Linked DNA regions of Homo sapiens: region 1 is linked to region 2. Evidence: read pairs that join two places in POLR2A ChIA-PET (ENCODE). Cell type or tissue: IMR-90. All regions are shown on one strand. Links, peaks and the distances in the headings refer to the core of each region. The heading gives the core; the rest is flanking DNA.

Region 1 (6,431 bases), core at 3,915-6,414, 300 kb before region 2:
TGGACTCTCCCATGGCCCGGAATATGTGTGGATATCACTGAACGTCCCATATTCCTGAGGAAAGTACAACCTGCCACAAAGGGTAGTTTTAAGGATGGAATAACTCATCTGAAAGTATCTGGGACAATGGCAATCTCAGCTCTATGGATGTTTATTGTTCTTGATTTTTTTTTTTTTTTTTTGAGACAGAGTCTCGCTCTGTCACCCAGGCTGGAGTGCAGTGGTGCGATCTTGGCTCACTGCAAGCTCTGCCTCCTAGGTTCACACCATTCTCCTGCCTCAGCCTCCCAAGTAGCTGGGACTACAGGCGCCTGCCACCACGCCCAGCTAACTTTTTGTATTTTTAGTAGAGACGGGGTTTCACCGTGTTAGCCAGGATGGTCTCGATCTCCTGACCTCGTGATCCACCTGCCTCAGCCTCCCAAACCGCTGGGATTACAGGTGTGAGCCACTGTGCCCGGCCTATTGTTCTTGATTTTAAGCAGGCCTATCTCTAACTCCAATTACACAGTAATTGGCATGATCCCATTGTTACCTATGCAATGCATCCTATTTGAAGATAACTCAATAGCTTACAAGAGAGGAAAAGCAAACATCATTAACCACATTGCGTGGCTATAAGAAATGAGGTTGATTTTCCTGAGGGATGGTAATCTGACTCTGGACAGATTCCAAATTCCAAACAGGGGAATTTCCGTGCTCTTTTGAGCAAAGGTGGTACCCCTGGAAAATCATACAGTCTCCCTGCTTGGAAGACCATCTCTCCTTTAAGTGTGTCAACTTTTGCGACTATTGTTCAGTTTCCTAAGTTTCATGATGTCATTGATCTCATGAATACCATGAGATATTTGTTATTGCCTAAGATGCTTTAAATTAGCTTTATGGTTCTCAGAAATCACTAGACCCACACAAAAAAATTCTGTCTGGACTGCAAATTTTCAATGTCCTATTTACATTGAGCAGTTTAACCTCTTCCATTAGCAGGCAATAAATGTCATCAGTTTTTAATGAGTAAATACCAGATGCATGGCATTGTTACAGGCATTAAGGTGTAACAACGGAGAGATCTGACATGGTCCCTTGACCTCTGGTTCTACTCAGAAACATAAGACACCAGACATGGATGAAGCTGGAAACCATCTTTCTCAGCAAACTAACACAAGAACAGAAAACCAAGCACTGCATGTTCTCACTCATAAGTGGGAGCTGAACAATGAGAACACATGGACTCAGGGAGGGGAACATCACACACTGGGGCCTGTCGGGGGGTGGGGGGCTAGGGAAGGGATAGCATTAGGAGAAATACCTAATGTAGATGATGGGTTGATGGGTGAAGCAAACCACCACGGCACGTGTATACCTATGTAACAAAACTGCACGTTCTGCACATGTACCCCAGAAATTAAAGTATAATTTTAAAAAAAAGCAACATAAGACACCTTAACAATGAGAACAATATAGATGTGAGGGAAGTGGCAACTAGAAAAATGCTTAACAATTTTTATAATTAACATAGGCTTTTACAAAGCCAAATTTGGAAGAAAAATACTTTTTATTAATTTTTAATGTTATTGTAAGCTTTGTTCACATTAACCATGATTTCATTGAGCTTTTATTTTTATATTTCTTTACATTTTACTATGCCATATTCATTAAGTTTTTTGTTTTGTTTTGTTTCTGAGACAGAGTCTTGCTCTGTCGCCCAGGCTGAAGTGCACTGGTGTCATCTCCACTCATCGCAACTTCTGCCTCTCAGGCTCAAGCAATTCTTGTGCCTCAGCCACCTGAGTAGCCAGGATTACAGGTTGTCCCACCACACCTGGCTAATTGCGGTATTTTTAGTAGAGACAAAGTTTCGCCACGTTGGCCAGGCTGGTCTCGAACTCCTGGCCTCAAGTGATTTGCCCACCTCAGCCTCCATAAGTGCTGGGATTACAGGCGTGAGCCACTGCACCCAGCCTATATTCATTAAGTTTTAAGAGGAGATGATAAAACCAAAATGAAATGAATTTTAAAAATAGGTATCATAAATTTTCTTTCAAGGAAAGAATTGTTTCAATAACAGCACTTTTGTTGTGAATCATATATAAAATATTGTTATAATATGTGCATTACAGTAATATTTACTTGTTTAATCATTCAGTGAAAACACTGCTTAGAGAGAGGTAGGCAGATTATATGATGCCCATTTTATAGAAAAGAAAATGTACTCAAGAGGTCATGTGACTCTCCCAAATCTTACCATGAGTCATAAAAGCAGAGATTAAGTTTCCTGACTCTCAGGCCTTTGCTGTGCCCACTTCATGCTGTGTTCACTGATTTTAAAACTCGACTCCCTCAGTCTGTTTCCAGCTTCTTTTCATAGCTGATTACAGTTTTGCCTTCCACGGCTCAGAAAAGTGTTTTCATTTGTACATGTTCATGCTTTCTCAAAGGATGCCGACATTCATCACAGGACTTCAGACCTGCAAGGGGTCTTTGAGATCTAGTCCACCAGTCTCATTTTATAGGCGAAGAATCTGAGGCCCAGAATGGTTAAGAAGCTCCAAGAGAGGTAGAAAGGCAAATAATGGCATAAAAATGAATCCTATAAGAAAAGGTTAAAGGCACTGAAATCGTTTCCTCCAAATGGCTAATATAATAATGGCCTTTGAGTATTAGATTTATGATTCAAGACAAGGAAGTTTTTTACTCTTCTCTGTCTCTACCAAAAACAAAACAAGTGTTTATTAGAGTGAGCAAAAAGAAAAATACTAAATATGGGAAAGAATTTTCTGGCAAGACACAGTGGCTCATGCCTGTAATCCCAGCACTTCGGGAGGCCAAGACGTGAGGATCACTTGAGTCCAGGAGTTCAAGACCACCTGGGCAACATAGGGAGACTGTTTCTACAAAAAAAAAAAAAAAAAGTTAAAATTAGCCAGATATGGTGGCTCATACCTGCAGTCTCAGATACTTGGGAGGCTGAGGTGAGGGGATCACTCAAACCCGGGGGGTCAAGACTGCAGTGAGCAGTGATCACACCACTGCACTCCAGCCTGGGTGACAGAGCAAGATCCTGTCTCAAAAAAACAAAAAGTAAAAAAAAGAATTTTCTGGCAGCCAGGAAGAAACCTAGAGAGTTTTCTTTTTCATTCTTTCTTTCTTCTTGAGATATAATTCACATACCATACAGCTCACTCATTTCAAGGACACTTCATGGTTTTTAGCATATGCATAACTGTGCAACCTTAAGTATAATCCATTTTAGAACACTTTTATCCATTAAAAAAACACACCCTTTAGCTATCATTCTCCTGCCCCACCCCCAGCTCCACTGGCCCTAAGCAACCATTTAGTCAACTTTGTCTTTATAGATTTGCCTATTCTAGTTCATATAAATTAAATCATATAATATGTAATCTTTTGTGACTGCCTTCTTTCCCTTAGTGTACTGTTTTTAAAGTTCATCCAATGTTGCCGCATATATGAGTATTTCATATTTCTTTCTATTGCTAAATAATATTCCATTGTATGCATGTACCACATTTTATTTATCCATTCCTCAGTTGATGGACATTTGGGTTGCTTGCACTTTTTTTCTCTTTAGAAACAGGGTCTCACTCTGTTGCCCATGCTGGATTGCGGTGGTGCAATCATAGCTCACTGCAACCTTGACCTCCCATGCTCAAGTGATCCTCCCACCTCAGCCCCCCAAGTAGCTGGGACTACAAGTTCCCTTTTCTCTTGGGTATATGCTAAAGAGCAGAATTGCTGGGTCAAATGGAACTCTGTTTAACTTTTCAAGAAACTGCCAGACTATTTTCCAAATCAGCTGCACCACTTCACATTCCCGCCAGTAGTGTAAGAGGATTCCAATTTCTCCACATACCCACCAACATTATTATTATGACTTTTTGATTATAGCCATTTTCGTTTGTATGAAGTGGTATCTCACTGTGGTTTTGATTTGCATTTCCCTGATGACTAATGTTGGGCATCTTTTTTTTCCCCCCCGAGACAGTCCTGCTCTGTCACCCAGGCTGGAGTGCAGTGACACAATCTCAGCTCACTGCAACCTCCAACCTCCACCTCCCGGGTTCAAATGATTCTCCTACCTCAGCCTCCTGTGTATGGGCATCTTTTTATGGGCTTATTAGCTATTTGTATATCGTCTTTGGAGAAATGTCTATTCAGATCTTTTGCCCATGAAAAATTTCTTTTTAAAAGGTTAGGCCAGGTGCAGTGGCTCATGCCTGTAATCCCAGCAATTTGGGAGACTGAGGCTGGTGGATCACCTGAGGTCTGGAGTTTGAGACCAGCCTGACCAACACGGAGAAACCCCGTCTCTACTAAAAATACAAAATTAGCCGGGCATGGTGGGGTGGCACCTGTAAGCCCAGCTACTCGGGAGGCTGCGGCAGGAGAATCACTTGAACCTGGGAGGCGGAGGTTGTGGTGAGCCAAGATCATGCCATTGCACTCCAGCCTGGGCAACTAGAGTGAAACTCTGTCTCAAAGAAAGAAAGAGAGAGAGAGAGGAGGAGAAAGAAAGGAAGGAAGGAAGGAAAGGAAGGGAGGGAGGGAGGGATGGAGGGAGGGAGGGAGGGAGGGAGGAAGGAAGGAAGGAAGGAAGGAAGGAAGGAAGGAAGGAAGGAAGGAAGGAAGGAAAGAGAAGGTTAAGTGCAGATTAGACTCTTATTCTCTGGGTTGCTTCATATCTAATCCTCTCTTAGATAAATTATGTAAGTCCTAATTGTATCAATTAGAGTTCTTCTGGCCCTTTCTAGTTCAATAAATCTATAGTTTAAAAGAATTTTCATATCTGAAGTTTGATTTTTGTAGAATACAAGCTGAAGACAAAATGCTACAAAATGTCCCCTCTCCCACAGAGATGAATTTTTGAGTTGAGAGTCTGTGGAGATGCATTTCAGGAAGATCCTTTGTTTCAGGGGCAAGTCCTACAGAACAGAACAGGCTTTCAATATTGGTGCAAAACCTGGCACAGATCAGGGCCAGTGGGCCAAGGGGCTTCATTTCCTCTGGCATTTTAGAATGATTGCCTGAAAAAAAATAAACCTTGCTTTTGTCTGAATTACAACATGATGGGCTGATTCATCTTCAACCCCCACTGAAAGGGTGTAGCTGAGTTGCTTCACCAAATATATGATGTAGCATGAAAATATGCGTCCCAGGAAAGGCAGTTCGGCAGGGTCTCCGTATAAGAATGCTCAGCCTTGGTGGAAATGCCAACACTTGGCTTCCAGGCCTTTCCCTTCCTCTCTAAATGAGTTGCTTCATTTATATGTGAACACTTTAATTTTTCTTTTCTTTTTTTTTTTTTTTTTTTTGAGACAGGGTCTCTCTATAGCCCAGGCTGGAGTGCAGTGGAGCGACCTTGGTTTACTGCAACCTCCACCTCCCAGGCTCAAGTGATTCTCCTGCCCTAGCCTCCCCAGTAGCTGGGATTACAGGCGCACAACACCACGACAGGCTAATTTTTGAATTTTTACTAGAAACAGGGTTTCGTCATGTTGGCCAGGCTGGTCTCAAACTCCTGGCCTCAAGTGATCCACCTGCTTTGGCCTCCCAAAGTGCTGGGATTATAGGCGCAGGCGTGAGCCACCGTGCCCAGCTAAAAATATTTTTTCAGTTGGATTTTTTCTTTTTTCTTTTTCTTCCCCCAAGACATGGTCCCTCTCCATTGTCCAGGCTAGAATGCAGTGGGGTAATCACAGCTCACTGCAGCCTCAGCCTCCTGGACTCAAGCGATCCTCCTACCTCAGCCTCCCAAGTAGCTGGGACTACAGGTGTGTGCCACCACGCCTGGCTAATTTTTTTATTTTTTGTAGAGGCAGGATATTGCTATGTTGCCCAGGCTGATCTCAAACTCCTGGGCTCAGGCAATCCTCCTACCTTGGCATCCCAAAGTGCTGGCATGAGTCACCATGCCTGGCCCTAAGTTGTATTTTTAAAGCCTGCAGGCTCAACATTCAAAAAACTAAGACTAATGATATTGAAAGGGAAATAAGTATGTACCTGTTTGTATGTGGATAGATGTGGTGTTAGGTTTAGGAGTTAGAGTAAAAAGTTATGACTACTTCAGGGGCACCTAAAGGCACCACAGTTAATCACTCGAACACAATATAAGCTCATTGAATATTTTAAGAAATAAGGACAAACATTTTTCTTCCTTTCTCTTCCTTTTTTTTTTTTTTTTTTTTTTTTTTTGACAGAGTCTTGCCGTGTCACCCAGGCTGGAGTGCAATGGTGCGATCTCGGCTCACTGCAACCTCCGCCTCCCGGGTTCAAGCAATTCTCCTGCCTCAGCCTCTCAAGTAGCTGGGATTACAGGCACCCGCCACAACGCGCGGCTAATTATTTGTATCTTTAGTAGAGATGGGGTTTCACCATGTAGGCCAGGCTGGTCTCGAACTCCTGACCTCGTGATC
Region 2 (6,476 bases), core at 2,160-4,659:
TTATTTTGTAACAAAAACTGGACCTAAAGTTCAATTCACTGTTGACTTTTTCAAGAGGAGTATTAAATTTTTACTCCCTGCTGTACATGTGGAATTTCAGTGTAATTTTAAGCCAAATTCTTTAAAATATGTGAAACTCATAGTGCTATTACAAAATAATTACAAAGGAAGCAAGTTTTCTCCCCTGAGCATCTTATTTCTAGATTTTTTTTTTTCCTAAGCAATCTCTTGAAAAGGAATATCAGTGAGCAGATTTCTCTGGGGCCATTTGAACTTCATTAAAATTTCAGAGAGGGCTTTTCAATGAGAATATATTCATGTAAGCACTGGAGAGTTTTGCATAATTTTAAAGTTGAACAGAATTGGGTACAATTAGTGATGAAAATACAGTCCATCCCAGATTCCTAGCTGATTGCCATTTTGGTTTTCCCAGCAAACACCCTTTCTACCCCACTTCCTAGCTTTATTGAGATATATCTGGTATATAAAAAATTGTACATAACTAATGTATACAATTTGGTGAGTTTGGATATAAGTATAGGCTGGTGTTACCATCACCCAGTCAAGGTAATAAACATATCCATCACTTCCAAAACTTTGCTGTGTCTCTTTATTGTTACTGTTTTTTAAAAAACAACAACAAAAAGCGCCTTTTCAAGGGAGTAGCATTTGCTCTCCTCTCTTCCCAGATGGTGTCCTCATCCTCCTTCCTCAAAGCCACCGGCTCCTCCTGGACGGGTTGGGTACTGAGATGCTCCATGAAGCCCAAGCACCATTCACATCTAATTGAGAAGTTTGGAGAGGACAGAATTCTCACTCATCTTACAGGCTCTATTTCTTACACAAACTGGGCTGGAAGTAGAAGCTTAGCGGTCACAGTCACTGAAGAGCTTCTTAATCTTTTTTGAGTCAGGACTTGAAGTCCTGTTTCATTATTTCATTCAAAGAAATTGATTGGCAATGGCCAGAGTTAAATTCAAAGGTGACATTAACACATTTCAGTGCCCAATAAGTGATTTTTCTGCTGGGTAGGAGTAGATACAGATGTGATCTCAGATACGTGAAGCTGCATACAGAGGGGCCCATCCACTCCTAAACGGGTCTCCAGGAGGCTTGGTTTGATCTACTAGATTTGGTGCCTCTTAAAGGGAAGCAATACAGCTTTTCTGCTGTGGGTTGTTTGCCACTAGGGGAAGATTCATTTCTATTCCAGCCATAAATTAGACCAAAGAGAGGGATTTGGTTTATTGCTAGTGCAGAAGTTAAAAACCATCTTCCTTTCCTGAGTGGTCTCTTAATTAGATTCTTTAGTTTTTAAATGTTAACTGGAATTGCTGAAGTTTAATTCCTGAAAGGGTTTAGTTTTTAAAAGGAGTACCTCATTTACCATATTACTGTGTTCTGAGAAATCTACAGTAATTTTTGTGTAACTTTTTTATTCAAAGAATGGATTGTTAATTGTAAAGCCATTTAGAAAGGCGAATAAAGTCAGATCTACTTTAATACATGTTTGTCTTACCAGCTTATTGATAAGCACTTTGTGGGATGTTTATGTGAGAACAGTTGATTTTAATGAGAAAACAGATTTTCAGCTCCCATGTTCAGTGTTTTATGTGACAAAATCATACACTGCAGCAACTAAGTAATACGAAGTGAGTACTTTAATTGAAACAATTAGAGTGACACAGGAGGCATTTTCTACTTGTGTAAACGCAAAGCTTAATTTTTAAAAAGCCTCCCCCAGTTTTCCTTCCTAAAGGAAGTGGATGATCAAGCCTGAGCTAGATAGAATAGCAGATGTGTATTTCATTATTAATACAAGAGGAATCTTTTTGGGTTAATAGAACTATTCTTTAGAAGAAGAACTTGTTTTGTGTTACAAAGGTGTTACATGGTTACTTACAGTAACAATTTCGAGCAGCACAGAAAATGCAGAAATGTATCCCATTCTTAGGATTTTTGAGATAAATTCTTTTTTTTATTTGGAGAGGGAGTCTCACTCTGTCACCCAGGCTGGAGTGCAGTGGTGCGATCTCGGCTCACAGCAACCTCCGCCTCCCGGGTTCAAGCAATTCTCCTGCCTCAGCCTCCCGGGTAGCTGGGACTACAGATGCACGCCGCCACGCCACCATGCCCAGCCAACTTTTTATATTTTAGTAGAGACGAGGTTTCACCGTGTTGCCCAGGCTGGTCTCGAATTCATGAGCTCAGGCAATCTGCCCCCCTCAGCCTCCCAAAGTGTTGGGATTACAGGTGTGAGCCACTGCGCCCGGCCGAGATAAATTCTTTTTTTTTTTTTTTTTTTTTTTTTTTGAGACGGAGTCTCGCTGTCACCCAGGCTGGAGTGCAGTGGCGCAATCTCGGCTCACTGCAGGCTCCGCCCCCTGGGGTTCACGCCATTCTCCTGCCTCAGCCTCCCGAGTAGCTAGGACTACAGGCGCCCGCCACCTCGCCCGGCTAATTTTTTGTATTTTTAGTAGAGACGGGGTTTCACCGTGTTAGCCAGGATGGTCTCGATCTCCTGACCTCGTGATCCCCGCCTCGGCCTCCCAAAGTGCTGGGATTACAGGCGTGAGCCACCGCGCCCAGCCCCGAGATAAATTCTTAATTCTCATCTGTAGATCAGCAAAAATAAGCTTAGTCTTCTGATTCTTGTAACTTAAAAAAAAATTAGAGTCTATAGTTTTTGTCTAGGAAACATGGTTGTCAGTTTTCATTGTTAGAGTCTCAAAATAAGTGGTGTGTGTGTGCTTGCTTGTGTGCCTGTGTGTTTGTGAGTGTTGTGTGTGTGTGTTTACATACTATACTCCCTCCTTCTCCTCTGGGGATAATCTAAAAAGCTCAAAGTTCTTAGTCCTGGGTACTGAAACAATGCTATAAGGGAGGCATTTAGAAAAGCTTAATTTTAACCAGGTACTTACACCACAAACAGAATGACATCACTAAGCACACAGCACGTTAGTGAACAGTGGCTTTGTCAGAGCTTTCTACCCAGAGCCCTGAAATGGAACATTGTTAATTAGCTTTAAAAAATCCAGCTGTTCCTTGAGCCCATGGATTCTGCCTGTGCACTTCCTGCATACAACCGTCTACACAGAACCGAGGGCTGGAACTCCTGTGTTTAAGAAGGCAGCTGTTCCTTGGCGGGGCACAGTTGCTCACGCCTGTAATCCCAGCACTTTGGGAGGCCAAGGTGGACGGATCACCTGAGGTCAGGGGTTCAAGACCCAGCCTGGCCAACATGGTGAAACCACGTCTCTACTAAAAATACAAAAGTTAACTGGGCGTGATGGCGCATGCCTGTAACCCGCATGCCTGTAATCCCAGCTATTCGGGAGGCTGAGGCAGAAGAATCACTGGAACCCAGGAGGCGGAGGTTGCAGTGAGCTGAGATCGCACCACTGCACTCCAGACTGGGTGGCGGTGAGACTCTGTCTCCAAAAAAAAAGTAGCTGTTCCTTTCTACACCTAGAAGACGATGCGTGCCATCTACCAATAGTGTCACGCCCAGGGTGTGTACTCTGTTGGTGGTGTGCAGCCTTCCACACCCCTGGCTGGGCCCACTTTGGCCCCCACATAGAGTTCTTTAACTGCCCTTTAAGAAAGTCACACTAAGCTCTAAATGACCAGGCCGGGTCACTAACGCAGACAGACACCCCAGTATGACTGGCTGGGCTATCCATCCCCGCAGCCCTGCTGGGGGAGTGGAGCTCACTGGGAGGACAGGTGGTGTGAAACAGAGAGAGCTATTTGAACTAACATGGGAGGAGGGAAGACGGAGAAGGATACAACAGACAGTGAGCTCAGGGCTCTGCTGGGATCCAGGGCAGGGGAGGAACCTTTCCCAGAGAAAGTTAGGAAGGTGAGCAAAGGTTGGTAGGTTGACCCCAGCTTCCACCTTCAACGGATTCCAGGCAGTTCACGAGGAGCCAGAGTGTAGATGATGCGGATTGGGAGCCGATAAGAAAGTCCAGGCAAACAGAAACAGAGAACAGGGGCAAGATGTCCGCAGCATCCAGAAGGAGGCCTCTTCACAAAGTGAATGCCACCAAGCCACGGATGTGGTCATCAGCTTCCAGCGATCCTTGTGAAGAGCTGTGTATTGAATGCTGGACACTTGATCAGCAGTCGTATGATAAGAATAAACCAGTTCTCAGAAGAGTCGCAGATTCCTGACACTAAGACCAGAAACACATCTCTGCCAAGGGTCCAAGAAGGAAACAAATTTTATGAACAAAAACCTTCGCAGCCTCTCTCAGCATCAGAGAGGCGGGTACCTCGGACCTGTCTTCCCAAACAGGCCAATGGGTGCAATCCCGTCCAGCCCAGCAAACAGCAACTCTAATGAGAGAAATGGGCCAATGACACCTCTGTCTAATATCTGGCATGAGTAAAGGATAGATTTTGCAGTACCTAGAAAAATAGTGAACCAGTTCTCTCTGAAATATTCTGTGATTTTTGAACTCTTTTCTACTGTATTTGGGTGGAATGAGATTTAATAGTGGACTCAGGGACACTGAGGGTAGAGGGAGGGGTAAGGAGATACCTCCTAGCAGTGATGTGAGCTGTTTCTCCCCGGGTAGAGGGCTTCCCCAAGGTATTTTCCTGTGGCCATAGACATAATACAGTATCCTTTTATAGGATGGGATAGTGTCAGGAAACAAAATGTCTCATGTTTTAAGAAATCATGAGAAGCTTCAGAAATACTTTTGGATATTAATGTTAAATCTAGGATATGCTGAGTCCTTACCACACTGGATAACACATTCTTCATGGATTCCGTATTTGTGAATCCACCTACTCCCTAAAATTTGTAGTCCCCAAATCAAGCTTGTGGTGCTTTCCTGGTCATTTGTGGACCTGCCCAGGATTACAGAAAAATGTGAGTTGCCCAATGTGCACATTCTCAGCTGAACTCAAATGAGGGTCTGCCTTCTTGTCTCAGCTCTCGCGCTGGAAACAGGTGCCTTTTTGATGATCTAGTTAGTGCCGTGATTTGTTTGCGTTTTCGTGCTTTTTGTTGGTGATTTCACTGTTTAAAATGGCTCTGAAGTGTAGTGCTAGAAGCACTGTCCAGGGTTCCTGAGCGCAAGAAGGCTGAGAATGTGCCTTACAGAGAAAACGGGTGTTAGGGAAGCTTCATTTAGGCATAAGTTCTAGTGCTACTTACTGGCCATTAATTCAACATTAATGAGTCAACAGTGTATATTAAGTAAAGTGTCTTTTAACAGAAACACACATTAAACAAATTTATATTGTTCAGTTGATGAGAATATGACAGAAGATCTCAGAATCTAATCTTGTATTTCTCCTAGACGCAACAGTTCAGTGTTCCCTAGTTCAGTGGTGACCATGTAGAGTGCAACTACAGCAAATAATGAGAATCGACTGTATTTCAACTAAGTGAGCACCCATGGGTGCTCATTTAGACGAATAGGAATTTTCAGGTATCTTTTGTGATGCTTTAATTGAATTATTTTACTGTTACAACTTTGCCTTTGGAAATATTGCAAGTATAGCTCCTTGTTAATGTACTTGGTGAACTTTTTTGGGAACATAAAATTTTTAATGATACGATACTTCTTTTATGTGACATGGTAAGAACTTAAACTCTTGTAAGATAGACGCTTTTTTGCAAGAGTGTTACAGCCCATTATTGAGGGAAGAGGTCTGATTTTTGCTTGAGGAATACATCATTAAAAAGAACTTCTGGTCTGCTTACTGTTTTACTTTTTCCTTGTGGCAACAGAGATATTTTGGCAGAAGTCTTGTGTTTCCCCACCATGTTCTTCACCCAGCTAATGGCCCATTGATGACACAGAAATTGTTTGGCTATTGGAATGATTAATGTCACTCAGGCCTATGTCTCGGGGAGGCAGGAAGGTAACAAGATGTACATCTCCCAAAGAAATATCACACAGGCCTTGTGTTTACACCTGTCTTTGAGCATTATAGAAGAAAAAAGACAGACGGAAACCTGAGGCCATACCGTTTCTTAGTGATGGTTCCCCGTGGTGGTATTGACAACATGAAATTCCAGGGGCAAATGAACAGTCTGGTTCCCCACCTCTCTCCCTTCAGTTACATATGCGATGTTTGACAGCTCCTTCCCCAAATTTCTTTTGGAAATCTTCAAAATTCATCAGGGTTTAGATTGTTGACCTGTTTTGAAAACCTAATTTTTAAGTTTTCAATCTTTTAAGCCTTGGAAAGGATAGGCATTTAATAAAAGAGAAAATAGATGATTTTATATGTATGAGAAAATACATCGCTTTAAATTTACTCGTGAGATTCACCAATGATTTCTGAACACCAAACATTGGGGTGGCCCAGTGACTTAATCGGAGAAACACAGACACTTTGAAAAGAAATGTGGGATTTAAAAACCTGCAAAACTGAGTCTGTCATTCTTTAAAATGCCATCTCAAGTCACAAAATAATGATGTTAAAATCTGAAACCATATGTGTTTTGAATG

What was found. Peaks named below come from ENCODE experiments on the same cell type or tissue, not always from the same donor. Only the 100,000 strongest peaks of a DNase experiment are listed, where the experiment ranks them.
Region 1: POLR2A ChIA-PET joins it to region 2 with 18 read pairs; 2 of 35 experiments call an interaction of 5 or more read pairs at or near these places.

What each region holds. Positions count from the first base shown.
Region 1 is chr13:97,942,295-97,948,725 of GRCh38, forward strand. No RefSeq gene overlaps it. Among named protein-coding and RNA genes, the nearest start is that of IPO5, 8.2 kb to the right of the region's middle. In IMR-90, for the core only: no CTCF peak of the experiment used is centred there; a DNase peak (open chromatin) is centred at 5,137; H3K27ac peaks cover 1,129 bases.
Region 2 is chr13:98,243,802-98,250,277 of GRCh38, forward strand. The region is part of intron 2 of FARP1 (FERM, ARH/RhoGEF and pleckstrin domain protein 1); the gene reads left to right. Among named protein-coding and RNA genes, the nearest start is that of MIR3170, 39 kb to the left of the region's middle. In IMR-90, for the core only: no CTCF peak of the experiment used is centred there; no DNase peak of the experiment used is centred there.